Regions from separate parts of the Homo sapiens genome. Here all the other regions are linked to region 3. A link is a contact called in ENCODE Hi-C or POLR2A ChIA-PET data. All regions are on one chromosome and are shown on one strand. The core of a region is the stretch at or near the end of the contact, and the rest is flanking DNA. Distances in the headings are between cores, read along the strand shown.

Region 1 (4,340 bases), core at 142-2,641, 580 kb after region 3:
CAGGCACCTGTGAGCTAAGCCCACTCTACAAACTAACCACCCCTACGTTTTGGGCAGAAGAGCGCCGCCTCGCCAACCCAGGTTATAAATGTACATATTTTTAAAGATGAGCTTTGACGCTGTGACACTTGTGGGGAGTCTCCCGACGGCTCCTCTACTTGATGGGGGTACAGGGAGTTCTGCGGCTCCCCAGCCCCGAGTTTCAAATACCGTGGCCTGGAAATTAACCGGGTGACTCGGTTTATTGCCTCCAGAAGGGTCCGCCTGCCGTGCTGGAGTAGCCGCCAGTCCCGCGCCCGCAGCCCCGGCAGGGCCCCCCACGCCCACCTTCCCACGAGGGGTGTCTCGTAGAGTCCGGCTTCAGGCGCTCCCTGGCCTGGCAGCACCCACCCCACCCCGCCCCACCCCACCCCCACGACTCGGGCTAGCAGCCTGGTTAATCATTCAACGCAAACAGTGTGGAATATTTTTTTTAAAAGGTCAAAGCGAAAGGTTTTCCCTAAGTTTGGCAGAAACCAGTTTTGGGGGAGCCGGAGACAGAAGTGGCAGAGGTTGGGGGTGGGGGGTGGGGAGCGGCTGCCGGCGGCTCTTTGGCTCACAAAACACCTGATCTCCCCATGCGGCACGGGAGGCCGGCGCAGTGCGAGGGTGGGGTGCGGGGGTGCGAGCGAGGAATCACGCGCGCCCCCCTCCCCGAAATGCCCGCGCGCCCCGGATGAGGAGGCCCGGCCCCAGATGCCCCTTGCCAAAGCCCGCATCGCCCCGGCGCCGGATCCCCCGGAAGTTGGGGTGCAGCGAGGAGGGGGAAGGTCCCCGGGCTCCAGGGCGAGGTGGGCACGGAATGGGTTGGGAGGTTCCAAAGCCCCGCAGCGGGCGGTGTCCCTCTCCTCTCCCTCTGGGCTGAGGTTGGGTGGCTGGGACGGCGGGAAGGTAAGGGAGGCTTAAATGCGGCAGGAGCCACCTAGGGACGGCTTCCTCCACCGGGGCGCGGGTACGAAGCCGGAACCGGCGAGGAACCGGGCGGGGGTAGCAGGGTGTCCGGAAGGTGGGGCCGGGAAGCAGGGAGGCGGAAGGGGACTGGTAGAGGGGCCTGGCGGTGAGAGGGCAGCGGGGAGGGAGCCGGCGGGGGTGCTCGGCGCCCGGGCCCTACCTTGTCCGGGAGCAGCTCCAGCTCGGCGGGGCGGGGGCAAGGGCGGGAGATCGCGGCCACATCCACGTCCCGGCCGCTCCGCGCGGCTCAGCCCGGCGACCGCCGCAGCTCACGCTCCATGCGCGGCGCCCCGGACGGGCGGCCCGGCGGTGTCGGCGGCAGGGACTGCTCCGGCTTGGCTCTGCTAGCCTCCGGCACTTGTTGCCGCTGCTGCCGCTGCCGCTGCGCCTCACTCCAGGCTCCGGTTCCAGGCGCAGCAGCCGCCGCGGGCGCCCGGCCCCGCCCCTCCCCTGCCCGCCCGCCAATGGGGCCCGGCCCCGCCCCTCACGTCACCGCCCGACGGCCCCGCCCCGCGCCCCAAGTTTTGGGAGGGTTCCGCTCTCCCCACCCGGTACCAGGACCCACCCGGGCCCGCGCTCCCTGCGGCTTCCAGGGACCCTCCAGCCCCCACGCACCCTCCTGCAAAGCCGAGGGTTAAGCTGGGGAAAGGGGGCCTCTAGGAAGGCGACCCCCCTGGAAATGCCTGGCAGCTCCAAAAACACTAATGAAACTCAGCTCCAGCCTCCGCCCCTCCAGTTGTGGGTGGCCCCTCTTGCGGTTCGTCTGAGGCTAGGGGACTAGGCGCATCGCCTAGCGAGACTCCAGTGGCCTTTTCTGTCCAGTTTGTAACCGGAACTAGACCGACCCCGGCCGCCCCCTCCAGTGCTGGGGCGGGTGAGGAATGGCCCCGCCGGGGAGGCGGGGGAGGGAGGCCTGGGCCACCCTGGGGTCTGACCTTTGCTCCACCTCTTAGGTGCTCACGACCCAGAGTGGTGCCCTGCTTGGTACTGCCACTGGATCCTCTGGCTTATGAAGCCGTCCAGGACAGGAAGGGTGGGGGGTGGTCCTTAGTTCTCTTCGTGGGGTCATGCAGAGTGGTTTCCTCGAGGTCCCACGCCCGTCTCAGGAAGCCAGAAACGCAAGATGCCGGGCGCTCGGCCCGAACCCGTGCCGCGGCCCAAGGGGCAAGGCGGATACCGAGGCAAGGCCTAAAGGGCCGGACTCTGACCGCACCCTCCGGACACTGCAGGGCTCCGCCGGCCAGAGGCGGCCTTGGCGCCAACCACACCTAGCAGCGGGGTCCCCGGGCCCACCGATGCGCCCTCCTAGCCCCGCGCTCCTTCGAGGGGTTCCAAGGTGACTCAGAGACGCAGCTGACACAATTCTGAGGCCCCCAGGTAAGCCTGGCGATACCGGATGGAGAAGTTACCTGGTCTTGAAAGGCCCAGTCCAGCCAGCGAGACCCGCGTGCGCTCCGCGGGGAGGCAAGCCTAACCAGGGGCTCACCTGGAAGCGTCCCCGCCCCCTGGTCCTTATCTCTGAATCGAAACCGAACCTGGACCCATCTAGATAATTGGACTGAGCAATTAAGGACGCTTCGCTCCTAACTGTTAGCATTTTTTCCTAAGGCTCTCGGAGGCGGAATCAGCTGGAAAGGAACATTGCTAAGTAGGAATTTCAGGCACCTGTGAACTGAGCCCACTCAATAATCGGCCCTTTCCCTTAACCAAACTCAGCAAAGGAAGAAAGACCAAGTTGCTGCGGATGCACAGAGCCACGTGGGTGCGGGTCCTCTAGAAACAGGAATTCAGAGTCAGTAGATATGGAAATGTTATGGTTTGCAGTCTTCGGACCATGCTGCTTTCATGCTGTTCACATGATTCTCCTCGGACTGCGAGGTAAAGTCCAAGAAACAAGTCGAATGTTTGTATTTTCATAGAAAAAACATCTGTAAGGGTGCACACCGACTGTTAACCACGGTTACGCGGGGAGGGGAAACAAGGGAGTTACATTTTTTTACTCCCTTGACTTTGGATTTTGTATTTTTCCAGTTGTATTTACTTTCATAATTTAGAAAGCTAATAAAACATGTTTAAAGAAACAGAAGCTAGAAATTCTCTAAGAACTCTAGGAAGTAGAGGCCGGGCGCGGTGGCTCACGCCTGTAATCCCAGCACTTTGGGAGGCCGAGGCGGGTGGATCACAAGGTCAGGAGTTCGAGACCTGTCTGGCCAACATGGTGAAACCCTGTTTCTACTAAAAATACAAAAATTAATGGTGACATGTACCTGTAATCCCAGCCACTTGGGAGGCTGAGGCAGGACAATCGCCGAACTCAGGGAGGCGGAGGTTGCAGTAAGCCGAAATCGTGCCACTGTACTCCAGCCTGGGTGACAGAGTGAGACTCTGTCTCAAAAAAAAAAAAAGAACTCTAGGGAGTATAAATTAATAAATGAAGTCTATGTCTTCATTCTGTATCAAAATAATATTGAGTCCATGTTCCTGGGTTTAAATAAAGATATCTCTAGGCTGCTGTCTGATATTTAAATGCAGTGTTGAGACAAAGCGGACATCTAAGGAAGATTTTCTGTGCCATCAGATTGGTATATTGTTTCCATGCATATGTGTCTTCCCTTTAAATGCACTCCCTGTAGCCACAGACATGCTTGCAAGAACGGCCAGCCAAGGAGTTTATAGTAAAGGAGCTGCTACAATGTCAGCTGGCAACCAACTAGGAAATTAAGCTTGTGTCCCTCGCTGCCCAAGGCTGCCCAGGCCATGAAATTTAAAAATAAGGGTATTCTTAGGCCAGGCACGGTGGCTCATGCCTGTAATCCCAGTACCTTGGGAGGCCAAGGTGGGCGGATCACTTGAGGTCAGGAGTTCAAGACCACCCTGGCCAACATGGTAAAACCCCGTCTCTACAAAAAATACAAAAAAATTAGCCAGGTGTGGTGGTGGACACCTGTAGTCCCAGCTACTTGGCAGGCTGAGGCAGGAGAATTGCTTGAACTCGGGAGGTGGAGGTTGCACTGAGCCGAGATCGTGCCACTGCACTCCAGCCTGGGCGACAGAGCAAGACTCCGTCTCAAATAAATAAGGGCATTTTCTCCATGGTGGCTTTAACACAGTTGGGAGTATATCTACAATAGTTACCTTGTGTCTTTTGGGGAGTAACTCAATGCTAGATTCCACATCGCTTGGCTATAGTCCCTACTGTTAGGTTGGGACCCAGGTCCATCATCAGTAGGCAGAGATGTGTTATTCACTTATTCAACAAAAATGTACTGGCCATCCTCTAGATGCAGCACAGGACTAGGCGCTGGAGTGGTGAACATGGCAAACACACTCCCTGCTTGGAGCTCACAGTC
Region 2 (4,415 bases), core at 1,110-3,609, 560 kb after region 3:
GCGTGGCTCACAGCAAGCACTATGTAAGTGACTGTTTGAGACATGCTGAAGCTAGAAATACCTATTACTAAATAACCTCAGGAGAGTTCAACTTCCTTGCTTACAATGGCACATACAGTGCTTGGCAAACCGATTTGCCTAAATTATAACAAATACATTTTTATACTGTGTTTAGTATACACATACATACACAAAACTCTATTTACATGTGTGACGCATTGTGTGCAGTTCCATGTCATTCACTCTCAAGTTCTCTTCTATTTCATTTGAAAAACTTTGAGATTTTAAAATGTAGAAACAGGGACTGGTTACGTTGCTCAGGCTGGGCTCAAACTCCCAACCTAAGGTGATCCTCCCACCTCAGCCTCCCAAAGTGCTGGGATTATAGGCATGTCTGACCCTATCTCTCTCTCTTTTTTTTAATGTTAGTCCCAACCCTGAGTTATTTTCCAACCTACCATTTTACAGATAAGGAAACCAAAGCAGAGAGATTAAGACACTTGCCCAAGGTTGCAGGGCTAGGAAGCAGGAGACAGGAACCACAGAGCATCTCAGACAGAGAAAATGAAAGCAGACTCAGGACAGCTTTATCCCAATAGCCAAGAACTGGCAACAGCCCAATATCAACAGAACAGATGATCAAACTGTGGCATCTGCATACAATGGTATATCCCCTCGGCAATAGAAAGGGAAACTATTGTGGATGAAACATTACAACATTACATTGTGAATGAAGGCCAGACCCAAATTTTCATTTATATTAACTTCAAGAACAGGCAAAATGAATTTAGGTTCTAGAAATCTGAAAGTGATGGAGGTGGTGGGCTTAGAGAAGGATAGGAAGGAACTTCCTGGGGTACAGAAATGTACCATGTAGGTCTTGATCCTGATGAAGGCTCCACGGATGTATGCATATGTCAAACCTGAAGTGTATATTTAAGATCTCTATTGTTTGTAGCAAAAAGGGAAATACAAATGATATTTTAGTGAAATATCAAAAGATTTCAGGCTGTGGGCAATGGAAGAATAAAGAATGAGTAATGAGATGGTTTGCTGGGGATATCCAAGGTTCTAACACTATTGACATGGATGACCTATACAAGAATGAACATTTAAACCAAGGTGACATTAAAAGATAGCCCAAAAAAGTGGGATGGCAATGTTCTATAAAGAGCTGAAGATTTTCTTATCAGGTTAATTCAACTGGGAATTTATCCTTAGGTACTATTACTCATTCCCATTTTATACCTGAGGAGGTACACATTTAAAGAAGGGCAGACTGGAATACCAGCCAAGGCAAACAGATTCCAAGTCTGTACCATGCCAAAAGGTAGCTACACTTCTCCAATCCCTAAAAGAAAGCTTTGCAACTATTTTAATCTAGTATTTGCTTTTTGAAAGGAGAGGATTTTTAAGTTCACTGGATTCTAACAAACGGTAAAGTAGAAAAATATTTGTCATGCTGAGAATGCTGTAAAACTATTACATATTAGAGAGCCCAGATGAGATCAACAGGAATTCACAAGCTATTGTGTGTCTGTAAAGATCTGCCTAGTAGACCTTTATCTGGTTGCTTGTATTTACTACTGCTGAAACCACCTTTGCAAAGATTATGGACAGTAAGAAATCTAGCATGGCTGACTCCATCTTGCGTCTACCCTCACAGGCTAGCTGTCTCCACTCATTCCTGGGCATAGGCCAAGCTAACCACGGGAGAAATTTAGTTTACAGTTTAACTTCGAAGCAAAGATGGTAACAGTCCCTCCATAAAACTGATCCCTTCCTTGTTCAGGGGGCTGAGGCTAATGAAAGGTCACAAGATTAGGATTGAGAGGGGCCTGAATTCTGCTAAAATGTAAGCACAGTTTTTATAATCCCGTATTGCTCAGAAGTCATGTGGCCAGAGGCCACAAGATCTTTGACTTCCCCAAGTGCTCCTGTAGTTAACACCACTATTATAGAAACTAAGATTGGTCTTCTGAATGTTTCTCAGACTTACCCCACCCAGACTAGAGACTCATGACTCCCCCCAACCCCTGCAGACTCAGCACATGGCTTTGATTGCATCCACAGCCAATCAGCAGCACCCACTCCCTGGTCCCCTGCCCACAAAACTACTCTTGAAAAACCTAACCTCATACCTTTGGAGACTTCCGTGATAACTCCAGTTATTTCTCAAATACTTCTCAAAAAGAAAAGGTTCTCTCTAACTTGGGACAATTCTCCTAATGCTAAAGTGAGCCCTTGACCCAGTACTGCTGTCTCTAGGTCTCAGGCCCTTCCTAGTCTGGAAGGAAGGGCAACAGGAAATGTGTGATGGTGAAAAACTACAATGAAGAAAAAGATTTGCAAAGGGGCCAGGCAGAGTGACTCACGCCTGTAAACCCAGCACTTTGCTTTGGTAGGCCGAGGTGGGCAGATCACTTGAGGCCAGGAGTTTGAGACCAGCCTGGCCAACACAGCAAAACCCTGCCTCTACTAAAAATACAAAAAAGGCATGGTGGTGCACTCCTGTAGTCCAAGCTACTTGGGAGGCTGAGGTTGCAGTGAGCTGAGATCGTGCCACTGCACTCCAGCCTGGGTGACAGAGCAAAACTACTCAGGAAAAAACAGCACATACTATGAACAGCTTAATACCCGGCAAAAATTTAACTCAGTAAAGGGATTTAAACATTAATAGACCTTTACCAAAATTTCTGGAGTAAAAGAGGACAGCTTAGGGAAGAAAAAAGGGAAGCACAGTACTTTACATAGGAGGCTGTGAACTTCCAGAGCTAATTCTCCTAGGAAAGATACAGAGTGAATAACATGTAAAAATGACTCCAGATAATTTAACAAGTTTATACATCTAGATTATGGGAGAGGCCATGAATAACTGGAATCCAGCCATAACCACTTGAAGCCTCTATCACGGAAAACACCAATCCTTCTTTTGAGGATGCTTTGAGGAATAAGCTTGCTGACCCCTGGCAAGATTTCCAACTTCATCTGCTACAATTCAGCCTTTTATTTCCTCAATCAAGGCCACGTCAAGGTACAGTTCTCACATCACCTTGGCTCAAGACACAGGGACTAATGAATGGCCTTCCCGGGAACACCACCCTCAACTTTCATTTAAGTGCTCAAGGCCTCCAGCCCGCAGGGCATTTTCCTGCTCATTTCTCATTGCACGGGATGCCACTTTACCAGGAGAAAATGGAAGCTCAGAGGGGACTGATGATTTGCCTGAATATTATGGAAGAGTTACGTGACAAGGCTTAGACAAGACCACCTTCTGGCTCCCAATCCAGGACTCTCTGGATCTCTTTTTTCTATGAGGCTCAACCACATTCTAGTTACCTGGACCAGGTCAACAGTGAAGTCCCACAGGCTGATTATGGCACGGGATCATGGTACATTGATAGTTAAAGAGGCTCCAAAGAAAGAGAAATGGGGGCACCTACAAGCTCCCAGCCCCACCTCAGGAAACAGATCAGCCTTTCTTGTAAAAGACTTCAGATTCCCAAAGGCTCAATTTGAGGCAACTCTTCCCATTACTTGCTAAAGGGTATTTCTTTCAAGCCAATCTGAAGAGGAAGGTGGAGAAAACAAGATTCTCAACTGCACATTTCCATCAAGGTTAAATGTCATCGTGCACTTGTGACCTGGGCACAGTGTCTTGCATGAGAACTCGGCTTCTAGTAGGCTCTTAGAACAAAGCCAAGTTCATGGAAAGGAGGATAAAGCAGTGACCCCCATAAAAATATCTGTGGGAAAAAGCTCTCTAAATATCTGACTAAACATTCCCATCGCAGACAGAAAACCCAATTCCAATGTCCTTTCTTCAGCAGGAAGTTACATTGCGTAAGAAGAATTTAAGAAAACTCACCCCAAAGCTGGGGGAAGATGTTATAAACTCTCGCTGTGAAACACAGACTTTCTGTTGTAACAGAAATAAGAGAAAACCCCATATACAAACACAAAGCAACCTTAGCTTTTTACCTTGTCCCCAACAGGGACAGAACAGTTTTGAAACTTCAGTTGGTTTTGTTTAATGAAATGAAAATATTTAGAAAGACAGTATAACAGAGAAAACCTTAGCTGAAAAATGGCTTACAAAACAGTAGACATGATGCTGAAACTATGTGACAATCTAGATAAAATACTACACAAAAACAAAGTGGGTTTATTCAGGGTGGTGGGATGAGAGGGTGTTTTCACATCCTTTAACGCTGCCCAAAGGTCTGCCCTGTAAGCAGCCTCTTCCGCCGCACGCTGGGGACCGGGATACAGCACACAGCCCCATGCGGGGTTCCCTGTTCCACAGCCCACCCCCAGCCTGTGTCAGCATCGCCGTATTCGACCCCTACAGTGCTGCATAGAGGCTGTCACAACACCCATCCCTATTACCTGCACACCTTCCCTTGTGCCTGTGC
Region 3 (4,648 bases), core at 1,564-4,063:
ATAACCACCAAATGTCTGGGCATATAGAAAATCCATATTAAAATATTGCAGAATGGTTGAATAAATTAATGAATGGATTCAATCTGATTGGTGCCTTTCATCAATATGCTTTTAATGTATTAAAATAAAACAGTGGAATCAGAAAAATAAATTTTTTTAGATTTTAAAAACCAACACCAGCTGGGTGTGGTAGCTCATGCCTGTAATCTCAACACTCTGGGAGGCCGAGGTGGGAGTACTGCTTGAGCTCAGCGGTTCAAAACAGCCTAGTCAACAAAGGGAGACTCCGTCTCTACAAAATAGAAAATTAGCAAGGTATAATGGTGTGCACCTGTAGTCTCAGCTACTGGGGAGGCTGAGGCAGGACGATCGCTTGAGCCCAGGAGTTCAAGGTTGCAGTGAGCCATGATCACAACACTGCACTCTAGCCTGGGTGACAGAGCAAGACCTTGTCTCAAATGTAAAAACAAGAAACTAAAACCTATGGATATAATTTACAAATGTAATGGTTCTGGATTTAATTGGGTAATCTAAAACACCAGGAAGAGAAAAAAAATTTTGTTTCCTAAATATAACTGTTGTGGCTTCATATTTTTAAAAAACCCTACAATGTCAACTGTCTGGATGAACAGATGTTATTCTATTACAGTAGATAAAAATGAAACATAGTGTTTTATAGTATCCATTCTTATCTACACTAATAAGTAAATGGATTGTAAATGATCCAAAAGAAATACTTGTTGTTAATCCTAGATTAAATTTATAAGGGGAAGATATCCTAAATCAAAAGATAAAAAGAAAAATATTTTAAGTTTAGTCCAAGTGAGATGTTACAAGTTGCCTTGTCATTGCTTTGAGATAACAGTAAAGTCTAGAAATCATTGAGAGGTGTAAGTGGTAGAAAGGAATGGAAAAACTAAAATCCTGCAACAATAAAATTTAGAAATCTAGTTTTCTTTCCTTTATATTCTTCTGTGTCCTCTAGAAAGGAACATTATAAAAATAGCTACTCCTTACCAAGCTAGATGCTTTACATACATTATTTCCAATCTTCAATAACCTGTGGAGTAGATATTAATACCATCATTTTATACATGACTACATGGAAGCTGTGAAATATTAAATGACTTATCTAAGGTTGCATAGCCAGTAAGTGGCAGAACCACCTCTAAAATTTCAACTCTAAAGTTTCTGGTCCAAAGAAGAAAGCTCAGACAAAACGGAGAAATCAGAAACAAGAGAACCAATAAAATGAAAATAGCATTATGTCAATTTGCACAAAGAAGCAGTAAGGTTGCCTTGAGAAAAAATATTAAGAATTCTAGTGACTGATAAATTCTAGAATTCCATTTTATAATGTCTAACAGTAGTGAAATAATTAACCCAAATAACTTCTAAACTGTATATAAACAATAATTAAAGACTACCTTCACTAATCTGATACATATATTCTTCACAGACTTACCACTACAGAAGACTGATTAAAAGCTTCCCTATGATTCTACAATTTCAAATGATCTCTTTTCATCTTTCTTATTAAGGTAGCTAGTTATTGCAGTAGGGGTTAAGGGCAAAGGCCCTGGAGAAAGACAAGACTGGATAAAATCCCAACCTGTTAGCTATATAACTGTGGGCAAGTTACTTAACCTCTCTAAACCTCACTTTCTTTACCTGTAAAATAGGGTTATATCTGACTCACACCAGAGTTATTATAATGAGCAAATGAGATAATGTGTATAAAGCATTCTATTATACATAGTACCTGGTACATAGTAAGGGTCCAATAAATTTGTTACAGTGATATATATTTGGAGACTTCTGTTTTATTGGGATATTTTATATTAAATATAACTTCACTCTTTGTTACTAATGCTACTACTGGACATTACGGTTAAAGTCTCAACATTTCTTTATTAACTGTGGGGTTGTAACACAATGTGCAAAGAAAAGAAAGGTATTACAATTCCATTCAAAGAGCATACCTTTTCAGTGTCAGGACAATATACCAACAGAATTTCTAACAAAACCGAGGTTTTACAAGACAAAGAGAAGAACTTTAGCTCTTTGAAATTCACTAATTCTTTTGCATGAAATGTGAAAGCACATTAAAATGTAAGGGAAAGTATAACATTGTAACATGTTATTGCTACATAATGATCAGCAAAAGTCAATTTCATCATTCACCACTGAGGGGAGCTATAACCTAGGAGAGGTTTATATATAGAATGCCAAGGTTATTTTAAAACTTTCCCATACCTTACAATATTCATTTCATCAACTCTCTTATTAAAATATATTTTAAATAAATTTGACAAGCATACCCCAATTCTCTTTTGGAGACTTTAGAAATAATAAGGTGGCTCATTATAACTATGTAATCATAAAGACGGGGGATCCTTATCCCTCTTCCTTTTTTCTCCATAGAGCATTTATGTAACCTACTATATATATTTAGCATACATTATGTATTTATTTTATCTAACATACTAAATCTTTCATACAGTAATTTTTATCCTCTCTCTCACACACACACATATGAGTGTAAACTACACAGCGATGAGATTTGTTAACTTGTTATCTGGTTTTTTTTGTTTTGTTTTGTTTGAGACAGGGTTTCACTTAGTCATCCAGGCTGGAGTGCAGTGTCACGATCACAGCTCACTGCAGCCTTGACCTTCTGGGCTCAAGCAATCCTCCCACCTCAGCCTCCTGAACAGTCAGGACCACAAGCATATGCCACCACGTCCAGTTAATTTTTTTTATTTTTTTGTAGACTGAGTCTCCTTTGTGTTGCCCAGGCTGGTCTTGAATCATATGTTTTATACACCACCATTTCCAATGCCTAGAACAGTATCTAGCACATAATACACGCTCAATGAATACTTAAGTGCTGAATGAATGAATACTGAATCATCTATTTAAAAGGTTAAAAATCTCTCATTAGATTATGTCAAGTAAAGCAAACTGCTAATACTTGAAAAATGCAACGTCTACTTATATCAAATTTTGGTTTAAAGAAAATGTCTAAGAACATTTCTTTCTTCCTTTCTTTTCTCTCTTTTTTTTTTTTTTCTTTTTGAGACAGAGTCTTGCTCTGTCGCTCAGGCTGGAGTGCAGTAGCACGATCTTGGCTCACTGCAACCTCTGCCTCCCAGGTTTAAGTGATTTTTCAGCCTCAGCCTCCTGAGTAGCTGGGATTACAGTCATGCACCACCATACCTGGCTAATTTTTGTATTTTTAGTAGAGACGCTGTTTCACCATGTTGGCCAGAATGGTCTCCAACTCCTGACCTCAAGTGATCCACCCGCCTTGGCCTCCCAAAGTGCTGGGATTACAGGTGTGAGAGACTATGCCCAGCCTAAGAATATTTAATCCCACAGATGGTAATACAGACAAATCTCATGAGATTGGCTTATGCAAGTTCAATAAAGTTGATCAGAAGAGCTCCTACTGTAACAGCATATGGATCCTTCACATGCTGTTTTACTGCCTCTAGGGTCTACTTTTCAAATTTTCTTCTGTATAGTTGATGGATGTTACTCACGTTATTCTTCTCTCTCTCTTTTTTTTTTTTTTTTTTTTTTTTTTTTTTTTTTTGAGATGGAGTCTTGCTGTATCACCTAGGTTGGAGTGCAGTGGCGCGATCTCGGCTCACTGCAACCTCCATCTCCCTGGTTCAAGCAATTCTCCTGCCTCAGTCTCCCGAGTAGCTGGGATTACAGGCGCACGCCACCAAGCCCAACTAATTGTTTTGTATTTTTAGTAAAGATGGGGTTTCACCATGTTGGCCAGACTGGGCTCGAACTCCCGACCTCAGGCAATCTGCCTGCCTTGGCCTCTCAAAGTGCTGGGATTACAGGTATTTTTCTCTTAAAAAGAATAATCCTTACAGGATTTATAACAGTTCACAGAGTTTAACTATACCATTCATTCACTCACTCCTTCAATAAATATTTATTGAGAAGCTACTACCCCAAAGGTAGTATGGTTTGAAAAAAAAATTGTGGTAGATACAGAGATGAATGAAATAAAACTTTTCCCTCGTTAAATCTACTTATGCAAGTAGGGGTCCTGTACACATCTCAGAAAACTGGCCTAGATTTTCCAGAGCAGGTAAAAAGAGTTAATACACCTAGACAGAGAAAAAAAAATTATTCTCAAATCTCACTATACAGGAGTTGATATTGGCAGAAAGAAATTAATGTCCTCCTGAAAACTGAAGAGGGAGATCTACCCCATTCTCGTCTATCTTCCAGGTGAGAATATAGCACTTCCTTTGTTTTGTTTGTCTCGTTTCGGTTTAATTACATAAACTCATCCTTTTGATATAGTTCATAATTTATGACAGTTGCCCTAATTTAGAGTATATAAATTAGTGTATTCTCTTGAGTTAATGTATTTCAAATGCTTTGGTCATAACATGTACATCTGTGCTCTTTCCCATGCATTAAGAATATAGCAATTTCACAATCCTTCTGAAATCTCATAACTTCATAATATGAAAGTAAATCTATAATGGACCTGATCTCACTACCAAACTTCTCAGCTCTTTAGTCCTAAACATGGCCCAGTTACTGCCAGGGAATAAACAAAAAATTCCTTTTGTCACTGAGATACATACCAAAGTCAGGCATAGAAAGGAAGAAT

The links. Hi-C counts contacts between places; a loop is a spot of excess contacts on that map. ChIA-PET counts read pairs that join two places held with the same protein, here RNA polymerase II (POLR2A). Pooled maps may share reads with other maps.
Region 1: a loop to region 3 is called in a pooled map, with 3 times the contacts of the local background. The contact joins the promoter of B3GNT2 here to the enhancer-like site in region 3. A Hi-C loop is called at or near these places in 1 of 168 maps with a recorded cell type or tissue (vagina) and 8 of 50 pooled maps. POLR2A ChIA-PET finds 5 or more read pairs at or near these places in 1 of 52 experiments (A549).
Region 2: a loop to region 3 is called in a map with no recorded cell type, with 2.7 times the contacts of the local background. The contact joins two enhancer-like sites. A Hi-C loop is called at or near these places in 2 of 37 single-sample maps with no recorded cell type.

Annotation. Positions count from the first base shown.
Region 1 is chr2:62,193,166-62,197,505 of GRCh38, reverse strand. It overlaps B3GNT2 (UDP-GlcNAc:betaGal beta-1,3-N-acetylglucosaminyltransferase 2), which reads right to left and starts at 1,391. Exons shown (of 2, transcript NM_006577.6): 1 at 1,151-1,391. LOC124906013 (a long non-coding RNA gene) reads left to right here and starts at 1,493. Exons shown (of 2, transcript XR_007086336.1): 1 at 1,493-2,367; 2 at 2,599-3,517. RefSeq lists enhancers at 1-105, 1,086-1,692, 2,299-2,906 and silencers at 516-865, 1,046-1,485, 1,776-2,005.
Region 2 is chr2:62,217,520-62,221,934 of GRCh38, reverse strand. The region is part of intron 1 of B3GNT2 (UDP-GlcNAc:betaGal beta-1,3-N-acetylglucosaminyltransferase 2); the gene reads right to left. Among named protein-coding and RNA genes, the nearest start is that of MIR5192, 14 kb to the right of the region's middle. RefSeq lists an enhancer at 3,792-4,291. Within about 2 kb of position 2,359, at least 2 of the 41 ENCODE cell types and tissues checked have a DNase peak (open chromatin) inside an H3K27ac peak, as active enhancers do.
Region 3 is chr2:62,772,801-62,777,448 of GRCh38, reverse strand. All of the region lies in intron 5 of EHBP1 (EH domain binding protein 1), which reads right to left. Among named protein-coding and RNA genes, the nearest start is that of EHBP1, 69 kb to the right of the region's middle. Within about 2 kb of position 2,813, at least 4 of the 41 ENCODE cell types and tissues checked have a DNase peak (open chromatin) inside an H3K27ac peak, as active enhancers do.